Regions from separate parts of the Homo sapiens genome. Here region 2 is linked to region 1. The links are chromatin contacts, found by Hi-C in ENCODE. All regions are on one chromosome and are shown on one strand. Each heading gives the region's core, a stretch centred on a gene start or an enhancer-like site at or near the end of the contact. The rest is flanking DNA. Distances are from core to core; before and after follow the strand shown. Region 1 has its middle 39 kb from the start of MRPS23. Region 2 has its middle 37 kb from the start of DYNLL2-DT.

Region 1 (7,805 bases), core at 2,317-4,816:
GGACTTAAGGTCACTAACCAACTGACTTTAAAACAGGGAGATGATCTGGATTATTGGCGTGAGCCCAATGTAATCACATGGATCCTTCAAAGTGGAACAGAAGCAGAGAGTCAGAGGGAAATGTGACTACAGAAGGTCAGGGTGACACAGTGGGAAGGATTTGGCTCAATGTTGCTGGCTTTGAGAATGGAGGAAGGCTGGGCGTGGTGGCTCACACCTGTAATCCCAGCACTTTGGGAGGCCAAGGCAGGCAGATCACCTGAGATCAGGAGTTGGAGACAAACCTGGGCAACGCGGTGAAACTCCATCTCTACTAAAAATACAAAACTTAGCTAGGTGTGGTGGCACATGCCTGCAAACCCAGCTACATAGGAGGCTGAGGCAGGAGAATTGCTTGAACCTGGGAGGTGGGGGTTGCAGTGAGCCGAGATTGCACCACTGCACTCCAGCCTGGGCAACACAGTGAAACTCCGTCTCAAAAACATAAAAAAGAGAATGGATGAAGGAGGCAAGAAGTCAAGGAATGTGGGGGGCTCTAGAGGCTGGAAAAGGCAAGGAGATAGGCTCTCCCCAGAGCCTCCAGAAAGGAACATGTCCTTGCCAACATCTTGATTTTAGCCCAGGAGACCCATTTCGGACTTCCAACCCAGAAAACCATAAGACAATTAGTATTGTTTAAGGTAGGGAGGCCCCGACCCCCAGGCAGTGGACCGGTACCAGTCAGTGGCCTGTTAGGAACCGGGCCACATAGCAAGAGGTGAGTGGCAGGCGAGCAAGCATTACTGCCCAAGCTCTGCCTCCTGTCAGATCAGCGGTGGCATTAGATTCTCATAGGAGAGTGAACTCTATTGTGAACTGCGCATACGACGGATTTAGGTTGCACACGCTTTGTGAGAATCTAATGCTTGATGATCTGAGGTGGAACAGTTTCATCCACAAACCATCTCCCCCCACCCCATCCCCATCCATGGAAAAACTATCTTCCACAAAACCAGTCCCTGGTGGCACAAAGGTTGGGGACCACTGGTTTAAAGCACTAAATGGAAGGTAATTTGTTACAACAGCAATGGGAAACTAATATAGGAGGGACCTATATGTGCATACGTCTCATCTGTATTTACATACATGCATAACTTGGCTCCAGTAAATTGAAGTGTTCAGAAATGATTACTTAATGAAATTACATAAAGAATTCCTTTCGGTCAGGCGCGGTGGCTTATGCCTGTAATCCCAGTACTTTGGGAGGCTGAGGCAGGAGGATTGCTTGAGCCCAGGAGTAACAAGACCAGCTTGGGCAACATAGCAAGACTTTATCTCTATTAAAAATAAAAAAAATTTAGTCAGACATCGTGGTGCATGCCTGTGGTCCCAGCTACATGAGAGGCTGAGGCAGGAGGATTTCTTGAGCCCAGGAGGTTGAGGGCTGCAGTGAGCCATGATCATGCCACTGCATTTCAGCCTGAGTGACAGAGGGAAGAGACCGTGCCTCAAAAATAAATTATTTTCATCACAGTATTATTTACAGTAGCAAAGACATGGAATCAACCTAGGTGTCCATCGATGGTGGGTTGGACAAAGAAAATGGTGTACACATACACCAAGAAATACTATGAATCACTAAAAGGGAATGAAATCATGCTCTTTGCAACAACATGGATGCAGCTGGAGGCCATTAGCCTAAACCAATTAACGCAGGAACAGAAAACCAAATACCATGTGTCCTCACTTATAAGTGGGAGCTAACCCTTGGGTATTCACGGACATAAAGATGATAACAATAGACACGGGACTATACTAGAGTGGGGAGAGAGGGAGGCAGGCAAGGGTTGAAAAACTAACTCTTGCGTTCAATGCCCACTACCTGAGTGACAGGAATCAATCATACCCAAATCTCCACATCACACAATATGCCCAGGTAACAAACCTGCACCTGTATCTCCTTAATATAAAACAAAAGTGGAAATTATTTTTTAAAAAAAGAATTCCTCTTGTTTCAACATCTCTCCCAGAAAACAAAAACCGAACTCCATCCATATACCCATTGCTTGTAGCCGTGTGCTTCAAGTCAGTTTGCTCTTTAGCACAGACTTTGATTTCGCTATTATAAATAACACTATAGCCAGCCAGGTGCAGTGACTCACACCTGTAATCCCAGCACTTTGGGAGGCTGAAGCGGTGGATCTCTTGAGGTCGGGAGTTTGAGACCAGCCTGGCCAACATGGGGAAACCCCGTCTCTACTAACAGTACAAAAAAATTAGCCAGGCACAGTGGTGGGCGCCTGTAATCCCAGTTACTCAGGAGTCTGAGGCAGGAGAATCACTTGAACCTTGGGAGGTGGAGGTTGCAGTGAGCTGAGATCACGCCACTGCACTCCAGCCTGGGCAACACAGTGAGACACCATTTCAAAAATAAATAAATAAATAAAACTAGAGCAAGCATCTTTCCTCTGTTTTTGATGAAATTTGTTTATCCTAAATGAAATTAATGAGTCAAAAATGACGCACATTTTGTGTGGCTCTTCACTCATTTAGCCAGCTTACTTTCCACAGAGTTTGCACTAATCTACACACTCACTCACAACGTGGGAGAGCACCACCCTCTGCCACAACTGGGCCCGGCAGGGGACACATGCACAGTCCCCTCCTTGCACATTCAACTTTTTCCTGCTCCAATATCGACTGCATAACTTCAGGCTCAAGTGGGGCCCTCCACAGTAAGCAGAGATCCTAAACACTGCGTTGTGGTAGAAAAAGTGATTTCTCTGTAGCCACAAGGAACATTCTTTAGGGATAATGCTGGTCCAGGAGGGAGGAGTCTGAACATCCCTAGTTTATTTTATCAGCAATTGCAATGAGAGGGTTTTGTTTGTTTGTTTGTTTGTTTGTTGGAGTTGCAAGAGATGATCTGCCTGTTCAGGGAGCTGGTCATCTTCCACTGCCCTCAAATAGAAAGCCTGGAAATTGTACCTGACTGACCCAAAAGAAAAAGCTGGTTTATTTAAAAGTCTGGTTCCTTTATCCCCTTTGCAATACAGTGGTAGGTTTTTGGTTTGTTTTGTTGGTGGTGTTTTTGTTTGTTATTTTGTTTGTGTTTTTAACGAGTTCTTTGGTGACTATGCTAAAAAGACCATCATGGAAGCAAGAACATCAATAATTTTTTCACCCACTTCCAGCCCCCAGGACAGAGACAGACCTGGAGGCTTCATCGTCCCTTAGGACTGACTATCTTCCTTGCTTCAGGGAAGAAAAAAATCGTATGACAATGTTGCTTGCCTTGGCTTGCCTGTGGGTGTGGGGGATACAGTCCAGGCACGGAGAGGCACCCGAGTAGGAGCAGGATAAAAGGGCCTCCCAGAGATTTAGGCTCAGAGACTCCAGGGAGATTGGGCAGTCGCTGTCCCAGACGCTATCATGAGCTCTCAGCCTGATGCTTCCATGTGAAATGGGGCCAATCAGATCTAGCCCTAGGACGACAGTCCCCCCCTGCACCCAGAGGCACAGTCTGGGACTCTGGCAGGCCTAAAGTAACTAGGTTTTGCCTGCACATGTTTGATCCAAAGAGTGGAAAAAGCCTTTGGACTCCGGAGGTCTTCACTGGGGTCCTGGCCGCTCTCCAGACTTTCCTCGTGACCGGGGGCCTTCGGTTCCCTGGGCCTCGGGTTCTCTCTCTGTGAAGTGGCCAAACAATCCTGCCTCCCAGGGAGCGAGCACGCGGCTTGTCCGGGGAGAAAAGAGCAACAAATATTTATAAATCCATCACTGAGGTGGCGCTGAAACAGCTGACGGAGCGAAGCCTGACCCAGTCGGGTCCCGGGCCCTCCACGGGGGTCTGCGTCCTCCCGCTGCCTCCCACCCACCCCTGACAGGGCGGGGCAGACCTCTCGGGCAACTTCCCAGACTATGAATTTCCTTTGGCACTTTGAGGCTCCCCCAGGAGGATTCATGAGACCGCAGCAGGAAATGAGGAACATATTTTTAAATCAGAAGGGGGAAGCAATGTCTTTCTGTCAGATAAGTGGCCTGGATCCAGGGCTGAGAGACTGTGGCGCATTTCTCCTCGCAGACAGCAGGTGCTCTTCGAGATGTGGTTATGGCAACAAAATAAATGATGGATAATTGCTTTTGTGACAACTTGCCAATTAAATTAGACTCAGCAGAATAACATAATGACAATTTGTTATGCTCCGATGGGCACTAACATACCGATCATAATTAAATGCTATGACTGAAATAGAATACCGCTCAACGCAGGAATATACAACCCCAATTCCCTCTCTGTGAAACTTTATAGGTTGAGGCTTGATTTTAATTTCAGGAAGATAATGGCATTAGCTCATATCCGAGTGGGTTTGTGGAGAGGCCTGTGGTGAGGGGAGATGGGCCTGAGCAGGAAGGCGATGCCTGTAAGGAAACACCCGGGGGGCTGAACTCCAAGGTCAAGGGGAAGGGCTGAGGAGCCCTGTCGTGAAAATAGTGCTTGCTGGTCTGGGAAATGGAGGCAAAGGAGGAGCAGAGCAGGGAAATGGAGGCAAAGGAGGAGGCCCTCGCCCATGGTCTGCAGTGACAGGGCCCGTGCTGTGAACAACTCCAGGCCTCCACGCTGAATGTGTGGGGCATGTCCTTGAACAAGGAGCCCAGACTCACAGGTGATGTTAAAGAGGAGCTTAGGGGCGACTTGGTGCTAGGCATGTACAGCAAGTAGTAGAAGTGAGAAGTCCACTCAGTCTGCAGATGCCCTGCCTTCCCCTGCCCCTGGTGACAGCTGATTGGGCCAGAAGTGAATAGCTGACCCAAGGTGGGCCAATCAAATTCTTCCTCTGGAAACTTTGCAGGTGAGCTACTGAGCTAATTCTATAAAACAGTCATACATGTACAGATTGATGTGTAAGCACTTCCCTATATTATAATATACATACAGGACACGCACATATAAAAGCTGCAACTCGACTGTCAAAAACTTGACCTAAACGTGATATTCTAGGTATTGATTGTGTATTCAAGTTTTAATATATTTGTTGATGAATTCCCAAACCATTCCATAAAAGATTTGAGGTGGCTTTTGAAAAAATCAAGTAAGAATAATTCTGTTTGCTGTTTTTAGAGTTTAAAAGGGGTTTCTATATAGACAAAAAGGATAGTTGGTGAGGTCTCTCTCTCTTTTTTTTTTCTTTTTTTCTTTCTTTTTTTTTTTTTTTTGACAGAGTCTCGCTCTGTTGCCCGGGCTGGAGTGCAGTGGTGCAGTCATAGCTCACTGCAGCCTCGAATTCCTGAGCTCCAGTGATCCTCCCACCTCAGGCTCCCAAGTAGCTGGGACTATGGACGCGCACCACCAGACCTGGCTAACTTTTGTATTTTTTTGTAAAGACAGGGTTTCACCATGTTGCTCAGGCTGGTCTCGAATTCCTGGGCTCAAACAATGCACCTGCCTTGGCCCCCCAAATTGCTGAGATTGCAGGCGTGAGTCACCTCACCCAGCCTCTCACTTTCTTGCTTACAAATCTCAATTTTTTAAAAAACAAAGTAATGCAAAAATAAATTATATATTTAGTAATCTAAAGTGTTTAAAATAAAAACTCATGCTCCTCAATCCTACTCCCCAGTGATGATCACTGACATCAACTCGGTGTATATCCTCCGAGCCTTTCTTCTCTGCCTGAGCCATCCTTTAAATGTGAAAATGGCTCCAAGGTTATTTATGGGTACAATGATAGGGTATATGGGATTTGCTTCACATTAATCCATGGGTGAAGGAGACAATGAATGGGATGGAAAAAGAATAGCCAAGAGCTTAAAATTGTTGCAACCAGCCGGGCGCACTGGCTCACGCCTGTAATCCCTGCACTTTGGGAGGTCGGGGGGAGTGGATCATTTGAGGTCAGCAGTTCAAGACCAGCCTGGCCAACATGGTGAAACCCCGTCTCTACTAAAAAAAAAAAAAAAAAAAAAAATTAGCTGAGCGTGGTGGTACACGCCTGTAATACCAGCTACTCGGGAGGCTGAGGCAGGAGAATTGCTTGAACCTGGGAGGCGGAGGTTGCAGTGAGCCAAGATCGCACCACTGCACTCCAGCCTGGGCGACAGAGTGAGGCTTCATTTCAAAAATATATATATACATATATATATATGTATATATATATATTTTTTGCAACCAGGTGATGAGATGTGGAGTTTCATTACACTATACTCTTTACTTTTAATGTGTTTTAAAAATTCTACGGGTGGTGGCTCATGTCTATAATCCTTGCACTTTAGGAGGCTGAGGCGGGCAGATCGCTTGAGGTCAGGAGTTCAAGACCAGCCTGAGCCACATGGCAAAACCCCGCCTCTACAAAAAATACAAAAATTAGCCAGGTGTGTTGGCTCATGCCTGTAGTCCCAGCTACTGGGGTGGCAGAGGCAGGAGAATTGCTTGAACCTGGGAAGTGGAAGCTGCAGTGAGCCGGGATCTCACCACTGCATTTCAGCCTGGGTGACAAAATGAGACCCTCTCTCAAAAAAAAAAAATATACAGTACACCAGGTATAGTGGCTCATGCCTATAATCCCAACACTGGGAGGTCAAGGCAGGAGGATCCTGCCTTGAGGTCAGGAATTCTAAACTGACTTGGTCAACATAGTAAGATCCCCGTCTCTACAAGAGAAAAAAAAATTAAGTTAGCCCGGCATGGTGGTGAGCACCTGTAGTCCCAGCTACTGAGGAGGCTGAGGTAGGAGGATTGCTTGAGCCCAGGAGTTCAGAGCTGCAGTGAGCCCTGACTACATCACTGAATTCCAGCCTAGCTGACAGAGAGAGACTCTGTCTCAACAAACAAACACACAAACAAACAAAAACTACAATCATAGCTTACATTTTTAACTACTGTTTTACCTTTTTTTCTTTTAAAAAATAGAATTTTGCCTTATGTGCCATTCATCAGTTTACTCTTTAAAAAAACTAACAGCTTGTTGTGGACATAGCTCCATGTCTGCACAGCTATTCTTTCTCATAGTTTTCCATTGTATGGATTTTCTACAACTTAACCAACCTCTGTTACCCTGAAGGACTATTTGCAGTGTTTTTCTATACCAAAGAATGCTAAGTAAACACACTTAGGCATACATCTCTTCTCTCTTGAAGAAGGTTTCCGTATGACACATTCCTAAAAGCATAATTTCTGGCTCAATGGGAAAATGTATTTTAAATTTGACTGCAACTGCCAGGCTCTTCATCAAAAATGTTATGGCAAGTCTTAGTTTTGTCAGCTATGGATGCCTTTTTATCTGTATCCTTCCAAAACACTGAGTACTAGCAATCTGTTTAATTTTGGCTAATTTTGATAGGGAAACTACATCTCCTCTTGGTTTTAGTTGTGTTGTTTTGTATTTTGTTGCTAATTTAGAGTATCATTTCATGCTTTCTATGCCATATGTGTTTCTTCTTTGTGACTTGCCCAGATGTCACCTGTGTTCATTTATCTATGGTATTTCTTTTTCTTACTGATCTGTAGGACATTTTTGTATATTATGGATGTTATACTTTTATCAGTTACGTATGTTTAAAATATTTTCTTCCATTCTTTAACTTTTGTTTGTGACATTTTTCACCATATAGAAGTTGTTATTGTTGCTTGTTTGTTTATGTAGTTAGGACTGTTGTTCTTTTCCTGCTGTCTTCTGGTTTTTGTGTCATGCTCAAAAAGGACCTATTTTTTTTCTAGCACTTTTATTGTTTTAATTTTTATTTTTAAGCCTTTAATCCATTTCGGATTTATTTCAGGTATGGAACCAGAAAACGGGCACAGGAACCAAATTTGAATTTTCTCTGAA
Region 2 (7,805 bases), core at 3,248-5,747, 240 kb after region 1:
TTTTAAATTTTTTTCTTTAGACAGAGTCTTGCTCTGTTGCCCAGGCTGGAGTGCAATGGTGCAATCTCGGCTCACTGCAACCTCCGCCTCCCAGGTTCAAGTGATTCTTCTGCCTCAGCCTCCCGAGTAGGTGGGACTACAGGTGCCCACCACCATGTCTGGCTAATTTTGGTATTTTTAGTAGAGACGGGGTTTCTCCATGTTGGTCAGGCTGGTCTCAAACTCCTGACCTCAAGAGATCTGCCCGCCTTGGCCTCCCAAAGTGCTGGGATTACAAGAGTGAGCCACCACGCCCGGCTGAACACAATTTTTTGAACGGGCTTGTGATGCTCTTGCCATGTGTCTGGAATGTTTTGGGGTGTGGATTTGCTATGCAGAGCTACATATTTAACTTACACATACCTCCATCAGGTCAAATCTGAAAAAAGTGAGTTAAGGACCAGCCTCATTGCAACCTGGAAAACCCAAGCCAAAGCTCCTTTAATAATTTATGGGATTACTTAGTTTCATTTTCCAAGATATTTTTGAAACATTGAACCCAGTACACTTTGCTTCTACTTTTGCTGTGATTCAAATTCTTACTCCTGAAAGGGCTTTCTTGCTTTCCCTCTTATTATTTCAATCATGTCATTTGCGTCTTCACTTGCCTCTGGGTTTTCAGTTTGCCCTGTGAACTGCATTCCTTTGCTCAGACAGGGGTGTGGAGGAAGCGTGGGCCAGGAACCCCCAGCAACCCCCAGCTAATGCACAGGAGCCTTAAGCTTGGTGATTACTACAATTGTTGCCTAGTGGAACAGTGAGCCATTAGCTGGGTTCTCACCCCTCTATTAGTATTGCCCTGTGATTTAATCACAATTAGTCTCCTAGGAACATAGACATAGGAAACAGGTGGGCAAAGGAGGCAGATGGCAGAAAGCAACAACAGTTGGAGGATTCTCATTCAAGGCACTGTTTTCAGAAAGTGCAGGGCGAAGGAAGAGTGGAGTTGGAGCTTGGAACAAGGCAAATGGGTAAATGATTAATGAGACTTTGAGTTTTATTTTCTGGCATTGAGGCTGGGGACTGGCAAATGTTGATCTCATGTGCGGGGCTGGGCTTGTTTGATATCCATAGGGATTGAAAGAGGTCTCAGAAGGTGATTCCATTTCTCCTTCACTTCCTCTCCTTGGAAACTGTGGGGAGGAAGTTCTCAGAGAGGGTTCTTAGAGGAGGTTCTCCATTGTTTCATCTGGCTTTGCACCCTGGGGTCCAAATCAGTCTCTTGAGTGTATGTTGCAATCAACATCCCTTCCGTGGCCCTGCTCTGACCATTCTGAGGGGCTCACAGAAGACTCAGGCCTGGAGATGACCATTCTCCGTGGCTATGTATATTACTGGGAAGTATAGATGAGGGCGGTATATATGTAGAAGTAGAATTAATTGTGAGGTAGGGAAGATTGGATGAGGGTGTCCTTAGATCCTCCCACAGGTCTGTTTTCCCACTCAAGCTTCAAAACCTGGGTCCCAGTGTAGAAGGGAGGAACCCAAGCATTTAAGCCTCTCCTATTACATCACTCTCCTACTGTGGAACTGATCCATGAAGAAAACAGTCAATTGTGAAAGTTCAGCCCAACCCAGTCCCTCTTTGGCCATAGTCAAGTTGTTAATGGCAGAGACAGCTGAGGGCACTCTGGGGATGTGGTAGAGAGTTGAGGGGAGGTTGGAGCAGGGCAGGGGGTGCAAGAAGTTGGGAGCCCAAGCAGCTGTAAGTGAAATTAGGAAAAACTTTGGAGGCCTCCCATTTCCCTTTATTCTCTCTACTTCTCCTCTTACCAGTCAGGATCCAGTCCTCCTATAAATCCACGAAAGTATTTAATAACTGAATATCCTTGATATGGTTTGGCTGTGTCCTCACCCAAATCTCGAACTGTAGCTCCCGTAATTCCCACGTGTCGTGGGAGAGACCCAGTGGGAGGTAACTGAATCATGGGGGCAGGTCTTTCCTGTGCTGTTCTTATGGTAGTGAATAAGTCTCACAAGATCTGATGGTTTTATAAAGGTGAGTTGCCCTGCACATGCTGTCTCTCTTGCCTGCTGCCATGTAAGACATGACTTTGCTCCTCCTTTGCCTTCTGCTATGACTGTGAGGCCTCCCTAGCCGTGTGGAACTATGAGTCCATTAAACCTCTTTTTCTTTATAAATTACCCAGCCTCGGGGATGTCTCTATTAGCAGCATGAGAATAGACTAATACAATGCTCAAGGGTATTAGGAGAGAGTTCTGGTATTCCAGAAGGTTCTGGAAACCCAAGGCTCCTTCCCCCAAACCAGAAGGCAAGACCTGGGTGCATAGGAGAGAGGATTTCTCCCTCCTGACTCTCTTGGCATCAGATTCTCCACTTCTCATGATAACCATGCAGTCCCAAGTTGGAGACTTTCCAGGACAGTTTCAGTTTTAAATATTTTATCCTATTGTCCTCATAGGTACTTGTGAGGCCACATGCCCTGATTTTGTTATGGAGAAAACCCATAAGTACAATAATCCTAGCTCAGAGTATTTCCTGTTTGGCTGAGTTTACATAAATCTTGCCCTTCCCTGGCACCTAGGCATAGTGGTATTTGGAAGATTTGCTGGAATCCCAGCTAAGGAAAAGTTAGCTTGCAAGTTAGTATAGGAGCAAAGGATGGGTGACCTCCATGTTTCTTGGGAAATAGCTTAATTCTGAAGCCCCCCTAAAAAGAACTTATGCAAAAACCCATTCTCATTATGCTCTGTGGCTTTAGAGAAAAGCTTCCAGGTTTTCAGAATTCTCTCTCTCTCAATAGCTCTCTGATGAAAAAAAAATCCCTTTAACAGGAAAAGAGGCCTGGCACAGTGGCTCATGCCTGTAATCCCAGCATTTTGGGAGGCCAAGGCAGGTGGATCACCTGAGCTGAGGAGTTCGAGGCCAGCCTGGGCAATATGGTGAAACCCCATCTCTACCAAAAATACAAAAAATTAGCTGGGTGTTGTGGTGTGTGCCTGTGGTTCCAACTGCTTGGGAGGCTGAGGTGGGAGGATCACTTGAGTCTGGGAGGGGGAGGTTGCAGTGAGCCGAGATTCCATCTCAAAAAAAAAAGAATGGAGAACAGAGGCTTTTTTTTTTTTAATGTTTAAAAAGTTAGTTTTTTAAAAAAAATTATTATTATTATACTTTAAGTTTTAGGGTACATGTGCACAATGTGCAGGTTAGTTACATATGTATAAATGTGCCATGCTGGTGCGCTGCACCCACTAACTCGTCATCTAGCATTAGGTATATCTCCCAGTGCTATCCCTCCCCCCGTCCCCCGACCCCACAACAGTCCCCAGAGTGTGATGTTCCCCTTCCTGTGTCCATGTGTTGTTCTCATTGTTCAATTCCCACCTATGAGTGAGAATATGCGGTGTTTGGTTTTTTGTTCTTTCGATAGTTTAGGAACAGAGGCTTTTAATCCATGGTGAGAGATGAAAGCTAAGTCACCTCTTCCTCTTGGGGCATTGTTTTTCACACTGAAGGTTTCTGGATCCTGACCTTTGGCAAAACTTTAAAACTGTTATATATATGCTAGAAGAATATATAAAATATATAATGTAAACATATGTAACATAAATTAAAATATATAATATAAATTGGAGACTATGTATAAATAGAATGTGATAGAAGGGAAGAGAACAGAACATATCAGAATGCATTGCACTTGGTTTGTGTGAGTGTGGTTTCATGAAACTTATGTTTCTGTTTTATTTACTGATAGGTATGTGTGCCTTTGGTCACTGTGTAAAATGTATTTTGTCCTGTCGATCACAGTTTAAAAAATTTGAGGCCACTCTCCTAGGAAAGGTCATGCAGTTCCCTCTGTTCACACTGAACTGACACTGCTAAGGCAGACCCTCCCCTGAGAGCTGGTTCCATAGGCGTGGAGAAAGGAGTTGCAGGCTGCTGAGCACCTGTGCAGGGGTGAGACAAACATTGCAGAGAGGGGAGAGGAAAGGGCCAGAGTAGAAGCCACTTCTGTCCCTTTTGCAATAGTAGCTGCAAGGCACCGAGTGCCAACAGCACACAAGGCCTTCTGCCAAGTGCCTTAGATGAGTTGTCCGTTTCAAGTCTCACCACACACCATAAGAAAGAGGAGTACTATTATTACTGTCCCATTTTATAGATGGGGAAACTGAGGCTTACTTGCCTGCGGTCACATTGCTTGTACATTGCAAATGAAACTTTGTCTTAAACCCAGGTGAGCCCAATTTTTCAGGCCATGCTCTCATGCAATCACAGTAAACAGTTCCTCTTTGGGGTCTGGTGTTGGCCCAGCATCACCGATCAAGGTCTGCCAGCCCACACCCAGAGTGGATTCAGGGCAGGCAGGGCCAGGAAGTGAAGGAGCCCAAGTTCTGCAGCCCAGGGCCCCCGGACTGATGGCTGCGAGGGTGGCAGCCTGTTTCCAGCCCTGCTCCTGCTCGCTGCCTGCTTTGCCATCGCAGAATATGCTGCTAATTATAACCAAACACAATGAGCAATCGCAGCCTGCTGGCGGTGGAGCACTCGTTAGAGGTCTGGCAAGCTTTTCCTTCGACTTTCCCCGCAGCCTGAAGGCGGTGGCGGCAGGAGCCCTTGGCTCCAGCTCCCTCCTCCCCTTCCCGCTCCCTCTGCTCTGGGCCGGGTCCACTCAATTCCATTAGTATTTACTTAGCTCCTACTGTGTACAGGCTCTGGGTTCAGTGCTTGAGGGTGGTGCGGAGTGGGTGGAATTAGAGCCAGGCCTCTGTTCTTGCCTTCAGTGAGTTCACCGTCTTCGTTTTCTCTTAATTAGAATTTTAAAAGCCAGGCGCAATGGATTGTGGCAGTGAGAAGAGAGGTTTTGCTCAGCTTTGTGTACCTGACAGTTTCTTTGAGGCCCCTTCTTGGGTTTTGTGACATTTCTTTTCTGCCATTTGATAATGTGAGGGCACAAAAGTGCTTGCTCTGCATACATGATCTCTGGTGGTGCTCATTTGTCCCAGGGAGAGAAACTCTTTCCAAAATCTTGGAGAATGTACACCTGGGCCAATATAAGAGATGCATAAGACATTACAGGCCTTGGAACCCAGAGAAGGAGATTCTGAAATGCCTATGCTGAGGGCTCAGGAATCTGGGAAGGGTGTGAGGGGAAAGACAGCCTCAGATGGTGGGACATCTGCCTCTGGTTCTGGGGAAATACACACAGCTATTTCTGGGTTGATCTTCAGCCAAACTTCAAAGTAAGTCAGATTTATCTTTTGGTCCCTTCATCTCTCTCTCACGCTTCCTGGCATCTAAATTCCTTCTGGTGTATCCAAGGGACATTCTTCCTGCCCCCTATTAGGGCTTCCTTATCTGCCATCAACCAATCACATTAAGGTTTTTTTGTTGCAAATTCATCAAGATATGATTCCTCCAGGGAGCCATCATGGATGGTAGGGATAGTCGGGTCCTGTTTACTGAGGAGTCCTTGATGCCTCCCTAGCAGAATGACTGCCCAGAGCAGTAGAGCATGATAGCATGGTGCATATTTGTGGAGCGAATGAATGAAGAGCTGGGAGCAACACCAGAGAACATCTGGTCCTCATTTTGCTGCGGGGGAAAAACAATCTAAGGCCCAGAAGTAGGGTGACCAACTGTTCCAGTGTGCCAGGGACTGAGAGCATTTCCAGCATATGGGACTTTCAGTTATAAGACCAAGCAAATTGGTCACTTTATGATGGGTTGTGATGAATAAACCAGTATGAGCTGTATGAGAAGGCAGGGAAGAGGTGGGATTTTTGTGCACAAAAAAGATGGGAAGCACCAGACAGGGGAGAGAGCAAAGGCCTGGAGAAGGCAATTTTTAAAAGAAAAATAGACAGAGCCAATACATATATGAAAAAAAAGTTCAGACTCACCAGTAACAAAATACAAACTAAAGCAATTTTCACCTATTTCTCAAGGATTTAACACCATGGGAACACCCTGAGAAACCAAGCACTTTCATTCACTGCTGACAGAAATCTAAACTGTTTCAGTCTTTCTGGTGGGGAAGTTTGGTTCCAGGTTTTAAATTGTTTGGTCACCAGGCATAGATACCTTATGCCCTGTTTTCTTAGAATTTGGCCTTAAGGAAATAACTGGAGATATGATCAAATTTTGGCAATTAGGGAGGCCGAGGCAGGAGGATTGCTTGAGCCCAGGAGTTCAAGACCAGCCTAGGCAACATAGTGAGACCCCCTTTCTTTTTTCTTTTTCTTTTTTTCTTTTCTTTTTTTTTTTTTGGAGACTGAGTCTTGCTTTGTCACCCAGGCTGGCGTGCAGTGGCACGATTTCAGCTCACTGCAATCTCTGCCTCCCAGGTTCAAGTGATTCTCCTGTCTCAGCCCCGCAAGCAGCCGGGATTACAGGTGCATGCCACCACACCCCACTGATTTTTGTAGTTTTAGTAAAGATGTGGTTTCACCATGTTGGCCAGGCTGATCTTGAACTCCTGACCTCAGGTGATCTGCCTGCCTTGGCCTCCCAAAGTGCTGGGATTACAGGCAGGAGCCACTGTGCCTGGCGAGACCCCCTTTCTACAAAAATAAAAAAATTAGCTGGGCATGGTAGTGTGCTCCTGTAGTCTCAGCTACTTGGAAGGCTGAGGTGGGAGGATCACTTGAGCCCAGGAGATCAAGGCTGCAGTGAGACATGATCAAGCCACCGCATCCTGGGTAAAGACAGAGTGAGACCCTGTCTCAAAAAAAAAGTTTGGGGTGCAAGGATGCTTATTTCCTTATTACAGCTTCATAATAAAGTCAAATTGGAGGACGAGCGCAGCGGCTCATGCTTGTAATTTCAGCACATTGAGAGGCCAAGGTGGGAGGATCGTTGAGCCCAGGAGTTTGAGACCAGCCTGGGCAATATAGTGAGACCTCATCTCTACAAAAAATTTAAAAATTAGCTGAGCGTGGTGGTACATGCCTGTAGTCCCAGCTACTCAGGAGGCTGAGGTGAGAGGAGGCCTCGAGCCCAGAAGGTCGAGGTTGCAGTGAGCCGACATTGCATCACCATACTCCAGCCTGGGCAACAGAAAGAGACCCTGTCTCAAAATAAAATAAATAAAGTCAAATTGGTGTCAACCCAAAATTTCCTCTTAGGAGGCTGAATGAACAAAACAAATTTCTTGCTGGTCTTTCTGGTGGTCGGCCCCCACCCAGTTTTTAAGCCAAGCAATTCAACTCTCCTTTTGTCCCCCTTCCACTTCAGGTTTATTCCCTAAGCCTATATTTTAGATGCCAACAATTCTCTCCCACAGAGGAATTTTGCCATTGGCCCTTAAGCTAGTTTTTCTAGTCATTCTCAGCTTGCATCACTCACACGGTGCGTAGGCTGTTCTGCCCCTTGGTGCGGTTACTCTGGTCAGAGCATTTTTGGTTGTAAATAACAAAACCAACTCAGGCTATCTCAAGAAGAATAATTTTTTTAAATGGTAGCAGATATTGTTGGATGTGGGGAAGTAAGCCTCAAAGGAGGCCCACCTAAAATACCTCTGGACTGGCTGCTCCTCAATAGACTGGCTTCTTTCTCATTTGACCCAATACTGAGTTTTAGTCTCTGACTCTGGCCCTTACTATGTGCCCATAGGCAAGTGACATAAGTGTGGCTTCATCTGTAACAAGGGGATATTACTAGCTTTTATCACATAGAACTTCCTAGGTGGCAGGCAGTATAATAAAAAATATAACAGGCCGGATTCAGTGGCTCACGCCTGTAATCCCAGCACTTTGGGAGGCCGAGACGGGTGGATCACCTGAGGTCAGGAGTTCAAGACCAGCCTGGC

The links. A loop is a pair of places that touch in the nucleus more often than their neighbours do.
Region 2: a loop to region 1 is called in a map of Right ventricle myocardium inferior, with 5 times the contacts of the local background. The contact joins two enhancer-like sites. A Hi-C loop is called at or near these places in 1 of 168 maps with a recorded cell type or tissue (Right ventricle myocardium inferior).

What each region holds. Positions count from the first base shown.
Region 1 is chr17:57,807,383-57,815,187 of GRCh38, forward strand. No RefSeq gene overlaps it. Among named protein-coding and RNA genes, the nearest start is that of MRPS23, 39 kb to the right of the region's middle. RefSeq lists an enhancer at 3,245-4,131. Within about 2 kb of position 3,567, at least 16 of the 41 ENCODE cell types and tissues checked have a DNase peak (open chromatin) inside an H3K27ac peak, as active enhancers do.
Region 2 is chr17:58,042,399-58,050,203 of GRCh38, forward strand. No RefSeq gene overlaps it. Among named protein-coding and RNA genes, the nearest start is that of DYNLL2-DT, 37 kb to the right of the region's middle. Within about 2 kb of position 4,498, at least 2 of the 41 ENCODE cell types and tissues checked have a DNase peak (open chromatin) inside an H3K27ac peak, as active enhancers do.